Linked DNA regions of Homo sapiens: region 2 is linked to region 1. A link is an interaction called in ENCODE POLR2A ChIA-PET data of the cell type or tissue named here. Cell type or tissue: OCI-LY7. All regions are shown on one strand. Each heading gives the region's core, and the rest is flanking DNA. Links, peaks and the distances in the headings are about the cores only. Region 1 overlaps ZBED6 (zinc finger BED-type containing 6). Region 2 has its middle 5.4 kb from the start of LAX1.

Region 1 (9,892 bases), core at 2,925-5,424:
CCGGCCAGGCGCTGGCTCACACCTGTAATCCCAGCACTTTGGGAGGCTGAGGTGGGAGGATCATCTGAGGTCAGAAGTTCAAGACCAGCCTGGCCAACATGGCGAAACCCTGTCTCTACTAAAAATACAAAAATTAGCCATATGTGGTGGTGCAAGCCTGTAATTCCAGCTACTTGGGAGACTGAGGCGGGAGAATTGCTTGAACCTGGGAGGCAGAGGTTGCAGTGAGCCAAGATGGCACCATTGCATTCCAGCCTGGGTGACAGAGCAAGACTCCATCTCAAAGAAAAAAAAAAGAATAACCTTTCCTCCAGTTTCCAATAACACGATCCTAATTTCTGACTGAAACCTCACCATAAGTACCTTAAGTACCTTTAACGTTCATATGCTTTAGCAGCAGTTTCTTCTAGGCCTTTTCTATCAAGTACCTCAAAAGTCTTCCAGCCTCCACCTATGACCCAATAACAAAGCTGCTTACATATTTTTAGATTTTTTTGTTTTTGGTTTTTTACAGCAGCATTCACTTTCTGGTATGAAACTCTAATGGCTGTATATTGTCACATTACATGAATATACCGTAATTTTTTTAAATCATTTGTTTATTTTTGAGATAGAGTCTCACTCTGTTGTCCAGGATGGAGTGCAGTGCATGATCTCGGCTCACTGCAACCTCCACCTCCCGGGTTCAAGAAGTTTCCCTACCTTAGGCTCCTGAGTAGCTGGGACTACAGGTGTGTGCCACCACACCTGGGTAATTTTTGTATTTTTAGTAGAGATGGGGTTTCGCCATGTTGTCCAGGCTGTTCTCAAACTCCTGACCTCAAGTGATCCACCAGCTTCCACCTCCCAAAGTGCTGGGATTACAGGCATGAGCCACCGTGCCTGGCCATATATCATAATTTTTAAAAATAGTCTCCAGTTTTTGAACAGTTAGGTTTCTAGATGTTATTTCATTATTTTCTTCCTTTTCTTTTCTTTTTTTTTTTTTTTTGAGACAGTGTCTCGCTCTGTTGCCCAAGCTGGAGTGCAGTGGCGCAATGTCAGCTCACTGCAACCTCTGCCTCCTGGGTTCAAGTGATTCTTGTGCCTCAGCTCCCCCGTGTAGCTGGGATCACAGGAGTGTGCCACCACACCCAGCTTTTTTTTTTTTTTTTTTTTTAAGAGATGGGGTTTTGCCATGTTGTCCAGGCTGGTCTCGAACTCCTGGACTCAAGCGATCTGCCCACCTTGGCCTCCCAGAGTGCTGGGATTATAGGTATGAGCCACTGCACCCGGCCTATTTCATTATTAAAACAAGATTGTGATAACATTTATTGTGCATTGTTACCTTTAATACTTTTACATATTATAATACATTCTAGAAATGGAATTGTCGAAGGGTATGTAAACTTTAAACATTTGGGTACATGTTTAGTACCCATGTTCAGTGTCAGACTCTTAATCCAGGTTGTTAACATCAAGGTGACTTTTCATCATGGCATACCATTCTTGCATTAGGAATTATTAGTGGGAGATATGACTGAATTTGATTTAATTGATTTCAAGTTGTAGATCACTATTTCTGAAACCTGATCTTCTGGTATGTACGTTTGTGGAAACCCTTTCCATATTCTCGTATGTGCTTTTGTTATATGCTTTTGTAGAAGCTTGCTTGGACGTTTTAGTGTGGAGATCAGGGTATGCCATGGACTAGGGGAGAAAATATTTGTTGTTTTGTGGAATCACTATTATGGAAAGCCCCAAAGACTACTTTTGCGTCTTGTTTGTAATTGGTGTACACCTCTAGTCGTCTTCATTAACGTAAGCTAGATCGATAGACCTTTTCAGAAGTAATTGTTTTCATCAGTTATTCTAGCTAAACAGGGTTTTCTCACCTAGTTATGATTATATACTTTTGGAATAAAAATGCTTGTGAAAATATTTGAAGTTTTTCATTTAGATGAAACATTCTACTTTATCATATTTTGTTAGCAAGTATTTTGTGTTAGTAACCTAAGTCCCATTAATAATCTAAAATGTATGTAGTCTTTTGAGACTTTCAAATTAGTAGGCAAAAATACATATATACATACATATATACATATATGTATAATGTAGATCAGGCTGGGCGGGATGGCTCACACCTATAATCCCAGCATTTTGGGAGGCCAAGTGAGGAGGATTGCTTGAGGCAGGAGTTCAAGACCAGACTGAACAACATAGCAAGATCCTGTCTTTACAAAAATTTTTTTTAAAAAATTAGCTGGGTATAGTGGTATGTGCCTGTAGTCCTGGATACTTGGGGGAGGCTGAGGTGGGAGAATCCCTTGAGCCCAGGAGTTCAGTGTTGCTGTGAGCTGTGATCACATCATTGCACTCCAGCCTGGGCAACAGAGTGAGACACTGTCTCTAAAAAGAGTTAAAAATAAAATGTAGATCTTTAGTTAACAATGCTTATTTACAATGCTGTAACTGTGTAACAAGCATCACAGAGAATATAAAAGAAGGGCATGGCCTTTCTAGTCAAAATTTTACATTGTAGATGGGAATGTACAGTATTCGCAATCAGTGTGTTTACAAGGCTCTGTATAAGCAAGGTCGTATTAATAAAATTTGACTCTAGCAATACGATCTCATTAGCCATGGTGATTTGAAGGAGGAAGAATTTACCTGAAATATTTTAATTCATTGTCTCCTCATTTTAGGATTACAGTTTAAAGACAATTTCTGTGATCAAGTTGTCATTTGGAAGATTAAACCCATTTCACGAGGACTTGGAGCCTGGTCCTTGCTTTGAGGAAGCAGTGGCTTGTTTCAAGAAGCCACTTCTGATCTAAGAATCTACCCAGCATGCCTAATCAAGGAGAAGACTGCTATTTTTTTTTCTATTCCACATGTACCAAAGTAAGAATTGACATCTTTAAATCAGTTCTTTCTACAATTTGCTTAATAGAATTGGATAAGATTTTCCCAACATTTTAAGTTGTTTTTATTATATATATATTTTTTGCCCAACTTTATTATTGGCTGTCAGTTTTTTAAAGGATAATGTATTTAGGGTAATTCAGTGTTTTTTTCTTTTCATTTTATATATAACTAATTTTCCCATCTTGTACAAAAGTGAAAAGGCACGTGGCATGTAGTCATCATTCAGTGTTCAAAATTAATCTGTTCAGGGTGCCTTTGGAAATGGGGCCACTTTGACCTATGCCTTACTAACTTTGATTTTATATACTTCATATTAAATGAGTGAGTGAATAGTTAGTGAATTGTGTTGTACTTCCAGAAACTGTCATGGGTTGAATTTGACTTCTTTCTTCTCCCAGATTTCCTGCTGAGTACTAAGAATATAGAGTCATCATACTAAATATGCTTTTGCAGTTTTTTGGCTTAATCTTTGTCAAAACTTCTGTTTTTCTCCTTGATTCTTTTGCAGCTCTATTTACATATACCTATTGCTTTCTGTGATTTTATGACTAATTCTATAAACGTATATGTTAAAAAAATTTGTTCTTCAGTCATCTTGATTTTTTTTTTATTTTTATTTTTTGAGACGGAGTCTAGTTCTGTCACCCAGGCTGGAGTGCAGTGGTATGGTCTTGGCTTACTGTAACCTCCGCCTCCCAGGTTCAAGCCATTCTCCTGCCTCAGCCTCCCAAGTAGCTGGGATTTCTGGCGCCTGCCACCACACCCAGCTAACTGTATTTTTAGTACAGACAGGGTTTCACGTGTTGGCCAGGCTTGTCTTGAACTCCTGACCTTGTGATCTGCCCGCCTCGGCCTCCCAAAGTGCTGGGATTACAGGCGTGAGCCCCCACGCCCGGTGATATTATGTTTTAAATGATGAGTTTTGAGCAAAGCTGTGATAATTTTATCTTACCTATAGCAGTTTGCACAACAGTAGCGTTTTATTTCAGATATTACCGTTGCATAAAGTATGCAGTGGAGCACAGTTATATTGTATATATGTTAATTATATTTAAATTCTATTTACTTTCTGATTTTCCATCAAAAGCTAGAGTTACACAAGGCGAGATGTCAGTTTTGAAGATGAACTGTAAAATACATTTTTAAAGAGGACCTAACACTCCTACTTGTCTTTTTCAACTCTTTTTTTCAGCTTGTGTCACTCATGCCAGATCAAACGAAGGGTACTGTCAAGAAATAGGTTATAGGAAATAATTTGTTGCTCTCGGTTTGTTCCTGTCATTCCATGTCCATTGTTTTTTACCTTACCAGTCCTTTCTTACTCATTTGTGCTTGTCTAAATTCCAGGAGCTCTTGTTATGGATATTTTACCTAGGATGTATTTCAATGCTACAAATAGAGTGTTCTCTATTTGTTTACAGGGTGACAGCTGCCCATTCCGTCACTGTGAAGCTGCAATAGGAAATGAAACTGTTTGCACATTATGGCAAGAAGGGCGCTGTTTTCGACAGGTGTGCAGGTTTCGGCACATGGAGATTGATGTAAGTTTTTTATTTCCGTTATCATAATAAGTAGTCTGGAGACCTGGTGGGCCAATAAAAAATATAGGGACAAAAGTGACTTTTAAAAAATATATTAAGGCTGAGTGCAGTGGCTCATGCCTGTAGTTCCAGCACTTTGGGAGGCTGAGGCGGGTAGATCATGAGGTCAGGAGATTGAGACCATCCTAGCCAACGTGGTGAAACCCCATCTCTACTAAAAATACAAAAAATTAGCTCAGTGTGGTGGCATGTGCCTGTAATTCCAGCTACTCGGGAGGCTGAGGCAGGAAAATCGCTCGAACCAGGGAGTTGGAGGTTGCAGTGAGCTGAGATCGCACCACTGCACTCCAGCCTGGTGACAGAGCAACACTCCGTCTCAAAAAAAAAAATATATATATATACACACACACACACACACACACACACACACGTGTATATATACATATGTATATGTGTGTATATACACACACGTGTATATATGTGTGTGTATATATATACACAACTTTCCTCTATGCAATTTTTTTTTCTTTCTTTTTATTTTTTTTTTTTTGAAACGGAGTCTCACTCTGTCGCCCACGCTGGAGTGCAGTGGCGCAATCTCTGCTTACTGCAACCTCCACCTCCCAGGTTCAAGCGATTCTCCTGCCTCAGCCTCCTGAGTAGCTGGGATTACAGGCACCTGCCACCATGGCCTGCTAATTTTTGTATTTTTAGTAGAGACGGGGTTTTACCACGCAGGCCAGGCTGGGCTCGAACTCCTGACTTCAGGTGATTTACCCACTTTGGCCTCTGAAAGTGCTGGGATTACATGCGTGAGCCACCGTGCCCAGCTGACTCCAATTTTTTTTTTTTTTTTTTTTTTGAGACAGAGTTTTGCTCTTGTTGCCCAGGCTGGAGTGTAATAGCATGGGCTCAGCTTAGTGCAACCTCCACCTCCCTAGTTCAAGCGGTTCTCCTGCCTCAGCCTCCCGAGTAGCTAGAATTACAGGCATGCACTACCATGCCTGGCTAATTCTGTATTTTTAGTAGAGATGGGGTTTTGCCATGCTGGTCAGGCTGGTCTCGAACTCCTGATCTCTGGTGATCCACTTGCCTCGGCCTCCCAAAGTGCTGGGATTACAGGCATGAGCCACCGCGCCCAGCCGACTCCAGCAATTTTTTTAAAAAGATTAACATTGATATATTACCATCGTTTAATCCTTTGATCTCACTCAAATTTTGCCAGTTTTATTTTAATATCTTTTATTTTAGAAAGAGCAAGTCCAGGCTGGGCTCAGTGGCTCACGCCTGTAATCCCAGCACTTTACTAGGCTGAGGCGGGTGAATCATGAGATCAGGAGTTCGAGACCAGCCTGACCAACATGGTGAAAGCCCATCTCTACTAAAAATATAAAAATTAGTTGGGTGTGGTGGCACGCGTCTGTAATCCCAGCTATTCAGGAGGCTGAAGCAGGAGAATCGCTTGAACCTGGGAGGCGGAGGTTGCACTGAGCTGAGATTGCGCCACTCCATTCTGGCCTGGGTGACAGGGCGAGACTCCATCTCAAGAAAAAAAAAAAAAAAGCCCAAATTCAAGTGTTGCACATAGTTGTCACGACTAGTTTTGTCTCCTTCTGTTGAGAGCAGTTGCTCAGTCCTGCCTTGCGTTTCATTGCCCTTAACACTTATGGTAGCTATAGGGAAATTGTTTTTAAGAATGTTCTTCAATTTGGGTTTGTTTGTATTCCCCCTCATTACTAAATTAAGATTATATAGCTTTAGCAGGAATATCACAAATTATGTGTGTGTGTGTGTATATTTTGAGTTGAGACAGAGTCTCGCGCTGTTACCCAGGCTGGAGTGCAGTGGTGGGATCTCAGCTCACTGCGACCTCTGCCTCCTGAGTTCATGTGATTCTTGTGCCTCAACCTCTCGAGTAGCTGGGACAACGGGCATGCCTCACCACACCCGTCTAATTTTTTGTGTTTTTTAGTAGACACGAGGTTTCGCGATGTTGGCCAGGCTGGTCTCGAATTGTTGGCCTCAAGTTATTCACCTGCCTCAGCCTCCCAGAGTGCTGAGATTACAGGTGTGAGCCACGCCCGGCGAATGGTATTTTTGTTGCATATCATCCCGTGGCACACAGTTTTAATTTTCTCATTACTGGTGATGTTAACTTTGATCACTCAATTAAGATGGTATCTGCCAGATTGCTTCATTATAAAGGCTTTCTTTTTGTAATTAATAAATATTTTGTGGAGAGGTACTTTTAGACCCTTTACCCCGTTTCTCATCAGACTTCAACTTTTTCCCCGTTATTGATGTGAATTAATGCAAACTTGTGGTGATACGTTTGGCTCTGTATCCTCACCTGAATCTCACCTCTATCGTAATCCCCATGTGTTAAGGGAGGGACCTGATGGGAGGTGATTGGATCATGGGGGCGGTTTCCCCCACGCTATTCTCATGATAGTGAGTGCGTTCTCGTGAGATCTGATGGTTTAAAAGTGTGGGACTCCCTTTGCTCGCGCTCTCTTGCTGCCATGTAAGACTTGTTTGTGTCTTGCGTCCTGTTCACCTCCTGCCATAATTATAAGTTTCCTGAAGCCTCCCCAGCCATGCAGAACTGTGAGTTAGTTAAACCTTTTTTTTTTAAATAAATTTCCCAGTCTCAGATAGTTCTTTATAGCAATGTGAAAATGGACTAATACATGTGGTTTTCTATTTTAATCAGTGTGTCGTACTCTGTTACTATCATTACTTTTATGCTCCGATTGACCCAGATTTGGCAAGTAGGAGCCTTTCAAACTGATTTTTGTGTTCTTTTGATGTTTCCATCATTCTTTGAGCATCTCTGCTTTTTGGCCTGACAAGATTTTCCAGGCTCATCCTGTACTTTTCCTACTTCAGCCCTGTATTCGGCCATTTATCCAAGGTGCCCTGGTTTCTTTTAGTGAATAATGGTATATAGAAGTTAAGATTTGGGCTGCTCCTAGAGTGTCATCACTTTCAGGTCCTCTCAGTGGACAGAGCTGAGGAATATATAAATGTATACACTTAACAGACATTTACATCATTATGGTTTTTGGTTTTGTTTTTTTTTTTTTGAGACGGAGTCTTGCTCTATCACCCAGGCTGGAGTGCAGTGGCGCGATCTCCGCTCACTGCAAGCTCCGCCTCATTGGTTCACACCATTCTCCTGTTTCAGTCTCCCGAGTAGCTGGGATTACAGGTGCCCGCCACCACGCCCGGCTAATTTTTTGTACTTTTAGTAGAGATGGGGTTTCACCGTGTTAGCCAGGATGGTCTCGATCTGCTGACCTCGTGATCCGCCCGCCTTGGCCTCCCAAAGTCCTGGGATTACAGGTGTGAGCCACCGTGCCTGGCCCTATGTATTTAATAATAGATACATAGTATTACAAATTATGAGTTCATATAGATGCTTCCAGTTCATCAATGCCACAGGACTTAGTCTAGACTTCTCCTTTTCCATACCTGTAACTCTTCTCCAGAAGTGAGAAACTTGGTTTTCATTGTTCATAATACTTTTATTTATTTGATCAGTCTACTAGTATAAAAACCAATATTGTGTCACAGCTTTTTCCTTCCTCTCAGGCTCTGACATGACACACACAGCTTCTCCACAAGGACACCTTTCTCACCATGTTTCAACTCTAGTACTCTGTGCTAAGCCTCCCTGCTTGCTTTACCATAGGGACCTCTTTCTCACCCTGCTTGGACCCCAACATCCTACTTTTGACCCCCAACACGATCCCTATAATGGATACTGTTTTCACACCTTTGGGCTGTGATACTTTGTGCTGAGCGGCCCTCACATGTGAGATGCTGTCCTGACCCTGCGCACATACTCCAACTCTGTACCAGGTTCCCTTGGGAATACCCTGCCTTCCTAACCCCACTTGGTCTTTGATGCCATTCTAGACTGACCCTACATGAGTATATATTCTTCATCCTACATTGTGATCTCTTCTGCACAGAGACATTGCTAACCCTGCTCAGGCTCAACACTTGTCAGGGTACCCTTTCATGCACATGTCCTCTTAACCCTCCAACCCTCCGTGGGTTCCAACACCCTATGCCAGTTCCACATGGTCATGTGGATACCTTCCTATTCTCAGTCAGACTCCAATACCCTGCTCTGGGCCACCATGTCCTTCCCTTCTCCCATCTGAATGCCTGTCTCCCTCAACCCCATCTAATGACTTTGGACTGAATTGTTAGAGTGAGACTAAATATGCAGTTCATGTGCCTGGGGTCAGCTACTCCAGTCTGGTTTTGTATTTCTTGTCTCTTAACTACATTCTAAGCTACCTATCTTGCAAATAGCAGCAGATATCAAATAAATTGATAAAGGAGTACTCTGCAACTTTTATATTTTATGTTATAACATGAAAAGTCAATGTTGTAACATTTTTAGTGGAGTGTATATTGGCACAGCTCCTATGGAGGGTATGGCAGTGTCTCCAGGAGCATCTCTTCATTTAGAGATTCTCTAGGATGTATTCAGAGTTGAGATTTATTGCAGCAATAGAGTAAAGACACTGTCAGATCATAAGAGAAAAAGACACTGGAGGAATCTGGAAGAATCCGTGTGCCTGTTTTTTTATGCCCACTCCCTTTAGGGGTGACACAGAGCACACTCTTTTCCTAGTCATGAAAATGCAGCAATGCATGTGTGGTATTCCTGCCCAGGGAAATCCATTAGAGACTCAGCATCCAGGATTTTCATTGGTGCTAGCCATATAAGCACTCTTTACCAAACATGTACCCAAATTCCAGACTCCCAGAAGGAAGGCAGATGTTCAGCATTAACCATATTGTTTGTACAAACAGTCTAGGCATACTGAGCCTTCTCCCTTCCCCACTTACCAATTAACTTGGAGCGTCTAAAAGCCAAGGTCCCAGATGCTAGCCAAGAGCAAGCCTTGCAAGCAGGCATTTCTAAGGACAGTAGTCTAAGAGCTGCTATGCTAACTCTTTTCTGCACTGAGGCTTATTGGCTGTATTGCTTGAAAGAACTAAATACTTATACTTTTTACACATAGGTATTTACCTGCAAAATAAGATGTGTGCAGAATTGCTTATTGTAGCAATTTGTAATAGTAAAATACTGGAAATAACCTAACTATCCTTCATTTAAAATAAGGTTTTACTACATTCATACTGTAGAGTGCCAGGTAGCTGTTAACAAAAAATTTTAAAGGGGAAACTAATTTATTGATACGGAAATAATCAGGATATATTGTCAAGTGAAAAACCTAAGGTGAAGAGCAAGGTGGGTTAAAAAAGGAGAGGGAAGCCGGGCGCCGTGGCTCATGCCTGTAATCTCAGCACTTTGGGAGGCTGAGGCGGCTGGATCACCTGAGGTCAGGAGTTTGAGACCAGCTGGCCAACACAGTGAAACCCCGTCTCTACTCAAATTACAAAAATTAGTCGGGCGTGGT
Region 2 (9,892 bases), core at 4,095-6,594, 58 kb before region 1:
ATTGTCTTTCACACAGGACAGTTTTGGCATTTTTTTTTTTTTCAAGACTGCGTCTTGCTCTGTTGCCCAGGCTGGAGTGCAATGGCATGATCTCAGCTCACTGCAACCTCCGCCTCCCAGGTTCAAGCAATTCTCCTGCCTCAGCCTCCCAAGTAGCTGGGACTACAGGCACACACCACCATGCCCAGCTAATTTTTATATTTGTAGTGGAGACAGAGTTTCACCATGTTGGCCAGGCTAGTCGCCAGCTCCTGACCTTGTGATCCACCTGCCTCGGCCTCCCACAGTGCTGGGATTACAGGTATGAGCCACCATGCCCGGCCCAATTTTGGCATTTGGAAGCACAGAAATGCTGGGTGTGGTGGTTCATGCCTGTAATCCCAGCACTTTAGGAGGCCAAGGCAGGCGGGTCACGAGGTCAGGAGATCAAGACTATCCTGTCTAACAGCGTAAAACCCCCGTCTCTACTAAAAATGCAAAAATTAGCCGGGCATGGTGGCGCATGCCTGTAATCCCAGTTACTTGGGAGGCTGAGGCAGGAGAATCACTTGAACCTGGGAAGAGGAGGTTGCAGTGAGCTGAGATTGTGCCATTGCACTCCAGCTTGGGCAACAAGAGCGAAACTCCGTCTCAAAAAAAAAAAAAAAGGAAGCACAGAAATACAAAAGCTACTGGGTTTTTTTGTTTTTTGAGGCAGGGTCTTGCTTTGTTGCCCAGGCTGGTCTTGAACTCAGGCTCAAAGTGATCCTCCCACCTCGACCTCCCAAAGTGCTGGGATTACAGGAGTGAACCACCATGCCCGGCCGCAAAAGCTACTGTTAACACTTTGGTAGGGCAAAGGAGACCCAACACAGGGCGCAGGTTACCCTTCCTATGAGAATAGAGAGGACAGTCTTTTTTCTTTGGCTAAGGAGAGCACAGCAGGAAAAAACATTAGCTGCTGATTTTTTCCTCCATGGCCCATCCTATTGTTACTGGAAAGGGGTCCCAATCCTGACCCCAGAAGAGGGTTCTTGGATCTTGCACAAGAAATAATTTGGGGTGAGTCCATAAAGTGAAAGCAAGTTTACTAAGAAAGTAAAGGAATAAAGAATGGCTACTCCATAGGCAGAGCAGCCTCCAAGGGCTGCTGGTTGGCTACTTTTTAATGATTATTTCTTGATTATGTGCTAAACAAGGTGTAGATTATTCATAAGTTTTCTGGCAAAGGGGTGGCCAATCCCCAGAACTTAGGGTTCCTCTCCTTTTTAAACCATATAGGGTCTGATGTTGCCATGGCATTTGTAAACTCTCACGGCACTTGTGGGAGAGTCTTTTAGCATGCTTATGAATTATAATTAGTGTATAATAAACAGTGAGAATTACCAGAAGTTGCCACCTTGGTTTAGGGCTTTTTTACCACATGCGGTTTGTGTTTTTTTTGTTGTTGTTGTTTGGTTGGTTGTTTTGTTTTTGTTTTTGTTTTTGTTTTTGACGGAGTCTTGTAGTCTTGCTCTGTCACCAGGCTGGAGTGCAGTGGCACGATCTCAGGTCACTGCAACCTCTGCCTCCTGGGTTCAAGTGATTCTCCTGCCTCAGCCTCCCGAGTAGCTGGGACTACAGGCATGCACCATCACGCCCAGCTAATTTTTTTGTATTTTTAGTAGAGACAGGCTTTCACTGTGTTAGCCAGGATGATCTCGATCTCCTGACCTCATGATCTGCCCACCTCAGCCTCCCAAAGTGCTGGGATTACATGTGTGAGTCACTGCGCCCGGCTACATGCTGTTTTATCAGCAAGGCCTTTGTGACCTGTATCTTGTGCCGACCTCCTATCTCATCCTGTGACTAATAATGCCTTAACCTCCTAAAAATGCAGCCCAGTAGGTCTCAGACTTATTTTACCCCTCCCCTATTCAAGATGCAGTCACTGTGGTTCGAACACCTCTGACACCGTCACACATTTATGTCCCAAATTCACAGCAGCAAGGAGCACCTAAGAGACCTTTTCAGATGGCCCAATTAACTCCTGTGGTCAGGCACTGTGCTAAATGCCAGATATGCAATAAATAAAACATAGCCCCTGCCCTCAGGTTCTCAAAGTCTACTTGGGGAGACAAACATTTAAACAAATAACTCCAGCGACTTGAGAGATGCTCTCACAAAGATGCATGCACAGTGTGATGGGGGCACAGAAGAGGAAACCCAGGTCTCAGAAGGGAAAGGCTCACAGAGGTGGTGGTACTTGGGGCACATTTTTTAAAATAATAATTTTGGTTTATTTTTGTTGTTGTTTCAGAGACAGAGTCTTGCTCTGTCACCCAGGCTGGAGTGCAGTGGTGCAATCATAGCTAATCATAGCTCACTACAGCCTCAAATTCCTGGGTTTGAACAAACCTCTTGCCTCAGCCTCCCCAGTAGCTGAGACTACAGGTGTTTGCCACCATGCCTGGCTAAATTTTACAAAAAAATTTTTAGGCCAGGCACGGTGGCTCACACCTGTAATCCCAGCACTTTGGAAGGCCGAGGTGGGCGGATCACAAGGTCAGGAGTTCGAGACCAGCCTGGCCAACATAGTGAAACCCCATCTCTACTAAAAATACAAAAAAAAATTAGCTGGGCATGATGGTGTGCGCCTGTAATCCTAGCTACTCAGGAGGCTGAAGCAGGAGAATCACTTGAACCTGGGAGGCAGAAGTTGCAGTGAGCCGAGATTGTGCCACTGCACTCCAGCCTGGGGGTCACAGCAAGACTCCATCTCAAAAAATAAGAAAAAATTTTTTTAGAGCAGAGGTCTTACCATGTTGCCCAGGTGCAATAGATAGTTTTTTTCTATAAAAATGACACTCAGCTGGGCGCGGTGGCTCATGCCTGTAATCCCAGCACTTTGGGAGGTGGAGGTGGGCGGATCACCTGAGGTCGGGAGTTCGAGACCAGACCGACCAACATGGAGAAACCCTGTCTCTACTAAAAATACAAAATTAGCCGGGCGTGGTGGCCCATGCCTGTAATCCCAGCTACACGGGAGACTGAGGGAGGAGAATCGCTTTAACCCAGGAGGCAGAGGTTGCGGTGAGCGGAGATCGCGCCATTGCACTTCAGCTTGGGCAGCCAGAGGGAAACTCCGTCTCAAAAAACAAAAAAGCACTCAATCTTTGTAAAAGTTCAAGCAGTTAAGAGTCCAAAGAAGAAAGTAACAAAACACCTCAGCCCCATAACTGAGAAAGAGCCAGTATAAAGTTTTAAAGTGTGACTTTACTGGAATTTTACATGAGAAAAAGAAGCTGCTGTTAAAATGAAGGAACTTAGGCCCAGCGCAGTGGCTCACACCTGTAATCTCAACGCTTTGGAAGGCCAATGCGAGCAGATCACTTGAATTCAGGAGTTTGAGACCAGCCTGGCCAAGATAGTGAAACCCCATCTCTACTAAAATAGACAAAAAAATAGCCAGGTGTGGTGGCACACACCTGCAATCCCAGCTACTTGGGAGGCTCAGGCATGAGAATTGCTTTAACCCTGGAGGCAGAGGTTGCAGTGAGCCGAGATCATGCCACTGCACTCCAGCCTGTGTGACAGAGTGAGACTCTGTCTCAAAATAAATTAACGGGCCGGGCGTGGTGGCTCACGCCTGTAATCCCAGCACTTTGGGAGGCCGAGGCAGGTGGAACACCTGTGGTCAGGAGTTTAAGATCAGCCTGACCAACATGGAGAAACCCTGTCTCTACTAAAAATACATAAATTAGCCAGGCATGGTGGCACACGCCTGTAATCCCAGCTACTCGGGAGGCTGAGGCAGGAGAATCACTTGAACCTGGGCGGAAGTTGCAGTGAGCTGAGATAGCGCCATTGCACTCCAGCCTGGGCAACAAGAGAGAAACTCCATCTCAAAAAAAAGAAAAATTAACTAAATTAAATTAAGGAACTCAGTGGGGTGTGGTGGCTCATGCCTGTAACCCCAGCACTTGGGAGGCTGAAGCTATCAGAGGCATGTGAACCAGGGCAACTTCATCTTGAATAGGGGCTGGGTAAAATGAGGCTGAGACCTATTGAGCTGCATTCCAAGTCAGTTAAGACATTCTAAGTCACAGGATGAGATAGGAGGTCAGCACCAGATACACGTCATAAAGATCTTGCTGATAAAACAGGCTGCAGTAAAGAAGCCGGCCAAAACCCACCAAAACCAAGATGGTGACAAGAGTAACCTCTGGTCATCCTCACTGCTGTACTCCCACCAGTGCCATGACAGTTTAACAATGTCATGGCAATGTCAGGAAGTCATCCTGTAAGGTCTAAAAGGGGAGGCATGAATAATCCACCCCTTGTTTAGCATATAATCAAGAAATAACTATAAAAATGGGCAACCAGTAGCCCTCAGGGCTGCTCCATCTATGGAGCAGCCATTGTTTATTCCTTTACTTTCACTTTACTCTATGGACTCACCCTGAATACTTTTTTTTCTTTCTTTTTTTTTTTTTTTTTCTTGAAACAGAGTTTTGCTCTTGTTGCCCAGGCTGGAGTGCAGTGGTGCAATATTGGCTCACTGCAGCCTCCATCTCCCTGGTTCAAGTGATTCTCCTGCCTCAGCCTCCCGAGTAGCAGGAATTACAGGCACGCACCATTACACCCAGCTTTGTATTTTTGGTAGAGATGAGGTTTTACCATGTTGGCCAGGGTGGTCTGGAACTCCTGACCTCAAATGATCTGCCCACCTCGGCCTCCCAAAGGGCTGGGATTATAGGCGTGAGCCACCGTGCCAGGCCTGTCCTGAATACTTTCTTGTGCGAGATCCAAGAACCCTCTCTTGGGGTCTGAATCAGGGCTCCTTTCCAATAACAAAGTGGGTGGATTGCTTGAGCCCAGGAGTTCGAGACTAGCCTGGGCAACATGACGAAACCTTGTCTCTGCAAAAAAATACAAAAATTAGCCAAGCATGATGGTGCACGCCTGTAGTCCTAGGTATTCAGGAGGCTCAGGTGACTGCTCCACTGCACTCCAGCCTGGGTGACACAGTGAGACTCTGGAAAAAAAAAAAGAGAGAGAGAAATAAAGAAAGAAAAGAAAGAAAGAAAGAAGAAATAAAACAGAAGGAACTCGCATAAAGGCCCAGAATACAAAAGTGACAATGAACTGGGTCTGCTTGGAATGCAGTGTGCAGCTGCAAGACGGCAGCACGCCTGACTGGCCACTTTGCAGTAAGGACTGTCTGTTTTAGGTACAAATCCAATGCCTAGTGCAATGCCGTGGGAGATGTCCCATCAATATGTATTTAAAGCATAAAGTAATACCTGGGAGGCAGGCAAGTAAGCATCAAGAAAAGAGAAAGGCTAAAGGGGGCCATTAAGAATAAAGAAATGAGTTAGTGTCATAATAGCATAATAGCAGCCCCATTTAATGAGCTCTTAAATACGCCTAGTCCTAAACCAAGCATTTTTCATTGTTGGCCCAATTAATTCTCACAACATTACATAAGTAGTAGTATTATTGTCATTTTACAGCCAAGGAAACACCCAAAAAGATTAGATGAACTGCTAAGGTCAGCCAGGTAGTAATTTAGAACTTGAACTCAGGTTGATGTTTTGAACATGTGCTTTCTGCCTTCACAAAGAGAACTTCTGGAAAGTTTCTGGTGTTAGCAACATCATGAAAATAACACATAGTTCCCCCATCCCCACCAAGGGACTTTGTGGACTTAGATACATAAATTATTTCTATTTAAAACCAATCTTAAGCCAAGTGCTGTGGCTCATACCTGTAATCCCAGCACTTTGGGAAGCCTAGGCAGCTGGACCACTTGAGCTCAGGAGTTGAAGACTAGCCTGGCCAACAAGGCAAAACCCCGTCTCTACAAAAAATACAAAAATCAGCCAGGCATGGTGGCATGTGCCTGTAATCCCAGCTACTTAGGAGACTGAAGAAGGAGAATCACTTGAATCCAGAAAGTGGAGTTTGCAGTGAGCCTAGATCATGCCACTGCATTCCAGCCTGGGCGACACAATGAGACTCTGCCTCAAATAAATAAATAAATAAAACCAGTTTAGGGCCAGGGGCGGTGGCTCACACCTGTAATCCCAGCACTTTGGGAGGCTGAGGCAGGCGGATCACCTGAGGTTGGGAGTTTGAGACCAGCCTGGCAAACATGGTGAAACTCCATCTCTACTAAACATACAAAATTAGCGGGTGTGGTGGCGCATGACTGTAATCCCAGCTACTCGGGAGGCTGAGGCAGGAGAATCACTTGAATCTGGGAGGCGGAGGTTGCAGTGAGTCAAGATCGTGCCATTGCATTCCAGCCTGAGTGACAGAGCAAGACTCCGTCTCAAAAAAAAAAAAAACAAAAAAACACAAAAATAACAGTCTAGGCCAGGTGTGGTGGCTCATGCCTGTAATCCCAGCAAGTTGGGAGGCTGAGGCAGGCAGATCACAAGGTCAGGGGTTCGAGACCAGCCTGGCCAACATGGCAAAACCCCATCTCTACTAAAAACACATAAATTAGCTGGGCGTGGTGGCGAGCGCTTGTAATCCTAGCTACTCAGGAGGCTGAGGCAGGATAATCACTTGAACCCGGGAGGCAGAGGTTGCAGTGAGCCGAGATCATGCCATTGCACTCAAGCCTGAGCGACGAGCAAGACTCCATCTCAAAAAATAAATAAATAGGCTGGACCTGGTAGCTCACACCTGTAATCCCAACACTTTGGGAGGCCAAAGCAGGTGGATCACAAGGTCAGGAGTTGGAGACCAGCCTGGCCAATATGGTAAAACCCCGTCTTTTCTAAAAAAAAAAAAAAATACAAAAATTAGCCGAGCATGGTGGCGCACACCTGTAGTCCCAGCTACTCGGGAGGCTGAGGCAGAAGAATCGCTTGAACCCAGGAGGCAGAGGTTACAGTGAGCTGAGATCATGCCACTGCACTCCAGCCTGGGCGAAAGAGCGAGACACCTTCTCAAAAATAAATAAATAAATAAATGTTTGTTTGTTTGTTTGTTTGTTTTTGAGGGGAGTTTTGCTCGTTGCTCAGGCTAGAGTGCAATGGTGCGACCTCGGCTCACTGCAACCTCTGCCTCCCGGGTTCAAGCAATTCTGCTTCAGCCTCCTGAATAGCTGGGATTACAGTCAGGCACAACCACGCCTGGCTAATTTTTTGTATTTTTAGTAGAGATGGAGTTTCTCCATGTTAGTCAGGCTGGTCTCAAACTTCTGACCTCAAGTGATTCAGCCACCTCGGCCTTCCAACTTGCCGGGATTACAGGCGTGAGCCACTGCACCTGGCCAAAAAACAGTCTTAATACTTTAGAATCCTGTCAGAGGCGTATGAACCAGAGCAACTCCATCTCGAATAGGGGCTGGGTAAAATGAGGCTGAGACCTATTGGGCTGCATTCCCAGACAGTTAAGGCATTCTAAGTCACAGAATGAGATAGGAGGTTGGCACAAGATATAGGACATAAAGACCTTGCTGATAAAACAGGCTGTAGTAAAGAAGCCGGCTAACACCCACCAAAACCAACATGGCCATGAGAATGTCCTCTGGTCATCCTCACTGCCACACTCCCATCAGCACCATGACCGTTTACAAATGCCATGGAACAACAGGAAGTTAGTCTATATGGTCTAAAAAGGGGAGGCATGAATAATCCAGCCCGTGTTTAGCATATCATCAAGAAATAACCATAAAAATGGGCAACCAGTAGCCCTTGAGGCTGCTCTGTCCGTGAAGCAGCCATTCTTTTATTCCTTTACTTTCCTAATAAAGTTGCTTTCACTTTACTCTATGGACTCGCCCTGAATACTTCCTTGGGCAAGATCCAAGAACCCTCTCTTGGGGTCTGCATCAGGACCCCTTCCCTGTAACACCTTTCTGGCAACCACTGAAGGGACTATAGTGCAGAAACCCCCAACCCAAAGGCTAACTCTGGGTAAGTGTTGGGGTCTGGTAACAATCATATGTAACATCCGACCCCAAAAAATCATGAAAAGTGGTTAAAACACTAGAGCAGGCTGGGTGCAGTGGCTCACACCTATAATCGCAGAATTTTGGGAGGCCAGGGTGGGCAGATCACTTGAGCCCAGGAGTTTGGACCAGCCTGGCTAACATGCTGAAACCTCATTTCTACTAAAAATACAAAAATTAGCCATGTGTGGTGGCGTGTACCTGTAGTCCCAGCTACTTGGGAGACTGAGGCAGGAGAATGGCTTGAGCCTGGGAGGCATAGGTTGTAGTGAGCAAGAGCATGCCACTGCACTTCAGCCTGGGCAACAGGAGTGAAACCCTGTCTCAGAAAAAAACAACATCAACAACACGAGAGCAATCGGATTTAAAACATACACTCCTTGGCCAGGTGCGGTGGCTCATGCTGTAATCCCAGCACTTTGGGAGGCCAAGGCGGGCGGATCACCTGAGGTCAGTAGTTGGAGACCAGCCTGACCAACATGGAGAAACCCCGTCTCTACTAAAAATACAAAATTAGCTGGGTGTGGCGGTGCATGCCTGTAATGCCAGCTACTCGGGAGGCTGAGACAGGAGAATTGCTTGAACCCGGGAGGCGGAGGTTTCGGTGAGCCAAGATCATGCCATTGCACTCCAGCCTGGGCAACAAGAGCAAAACTCTATCTCAAAAAAACAACAACAACAACAAAATACACCCCATTTCCCAGGAACGAGTGTTTTTTGTTGTTGCTGTTGTTTTTTCCCCGCTATTATGATGAATCATTTCAGCTACCTACTTTTTGTTTTAGTTTGTCAGTTTGATTGGATTTTGCCCCATGGGGAAGGAAAGGAGAGCAGGATGAGGGGCACAGCCAAGGCCTGGAATCCTGGCACTCACCTGCAGTCTGAGGCAGGTAACTTGGGCAGCTGCCTCTGAGGTGGTGATTTCCCTGAGATGTGGGGGCAGGAGAGAATTGGACAACCAGAGGGAAGATTGGTCTAACTGCAGCAGATTGGGTAGATAAGATAAGTGAGGCCCTGAAATGATCACATGCAATGGAAAAGTTCTTTAAAAAAAAAAAAAATTTTTTTTTTTTAATTAGCAGTCATGGTTCTGAGGTTTGGTTCCATGTGCCCTTTCCGTGTACTGCCTTCCGAGGTCCTGATTCTCACAGTCCCTTATTGGTTCCAATGGCCCAGGACCCCAGTCCTTGCCACCAGCATGATGGATCTTGTGAGTAGTCCTAGTTCCTACTCAGACCTGATCCAAAGGAGAAGTGGGCAGAGACCCAGGTTCCAGCTCCAGCACCAGCTGCCTCTGAGCCATTTCTGCTTCCTACCAGGTGAAGCTCCTGGGAGGGAAGGGGCCCAGGACCTGGAATGATAAAGCTCCCTGGAAAGCCAGCCATGGCCAGTCTGCAGCCCCTGGGGACTCTGTGAGAGTCTGGATGCAGACAGGCCAGGGGCTGCCACCTCAGGAAAGCTGAGGACCTCAATGTCCACTGGGAAGAGATGGGAGGGAGGCATGGTTCTAGGAGGGTACTGCTGGTCTGCCCTTCCATTCATCTGGGAATCCATTTCCTTGTGGAAAGTGCAATCAGAGAGGTTCTTCACATCCTTACAACAGTCTTAGTGGCCCCTTCTCTTTGGACTCTCCCAAGATGCAAAGAGTGTTTCCGGAGATTAGTAGGCTCAAGAAGGGAGGGGAGTTAGCAATAAATTTTGAACAATCTTCAAACACTTTGGGTAGCTCTTAAGGATGAACTTGTTCAGCTTCTGAGACAGGTGTGTGACAAGTAAGACTGTGACTGATCTTCAGAAGAGCCCTGAGAACAGGAGATCACCAGCAGCCAGGAGCTGTGGAAGGTTGCCTTGGGGGAGCAGGGGTCCTGCTAACCCAGCATAACTTCTATTCTTAAGGTAGTACCCAGAGCAGAGGTTCCCAAAACATGAAACACAGATGAGCTCCATCAAAATCACCTGAAAGCT

The links. ChIA-PET counts read pairs that join two places held together with the same protein. Peaks named below come from ENCODE experiments on the same cell type or tissue, not always from the same donor. Only the 100,000 strongest peaks of a DNase experiment are listed, where the experiment ranks them.
Region 2: POLR2A ChIA-PET joins it to region 1 with 7 read pairs; 7 of 35 experiments call an interaction of 5 or more read pairs at or near these places.

The regions. Positions count from the first base shown.
Region 1 is chr1:203,814,242-203,824,133 of GRCh38, forward strand. ZBED6 (zinc finger BED-type containing 6) reads left to right here. Exons shown (of 17, transcript NM_001395895.1): 2 at 2,685-2,883; 3 at 4,329-4,448. ZC3H11A (zinc finger CCCH-type containing 11A) reads left to right here. Exons shown (of 18, transcript NM_001376342.1): 3 at 2,685-2,883; 4 at 4,329-4,448. The coding sequence starts at 2,830. Among named protein-coding and RNA genes, the nearest start is that of ZC3H11A, 24 kb to the left of the region's middle. In OCI-LY7, for the core only: a CTCF peak has its summit at 4,453; a DNase peak (open chromatin) is centred at 4,400; H3K4me3 peaks cover 1,090 bases; H3K27ac peaks cover 2,500 bases.
Region 2 is chr1:203,754,870-203,764,761 of GRCh38, forward strand. No RefSeq gene overlaps it. Among named protein-coding and RNA genes, the nearest start is that of LAX1, 5.4 kb to the right of the region's middle. In OCI-LY7, for the core only: no CTCF peak of the experiment used is centred there; a DNase peak (open chromatin) is centred at 5,132; H3K4me3 peaks cover 977 bases; H3K27ac peaks cover 1,814 bases.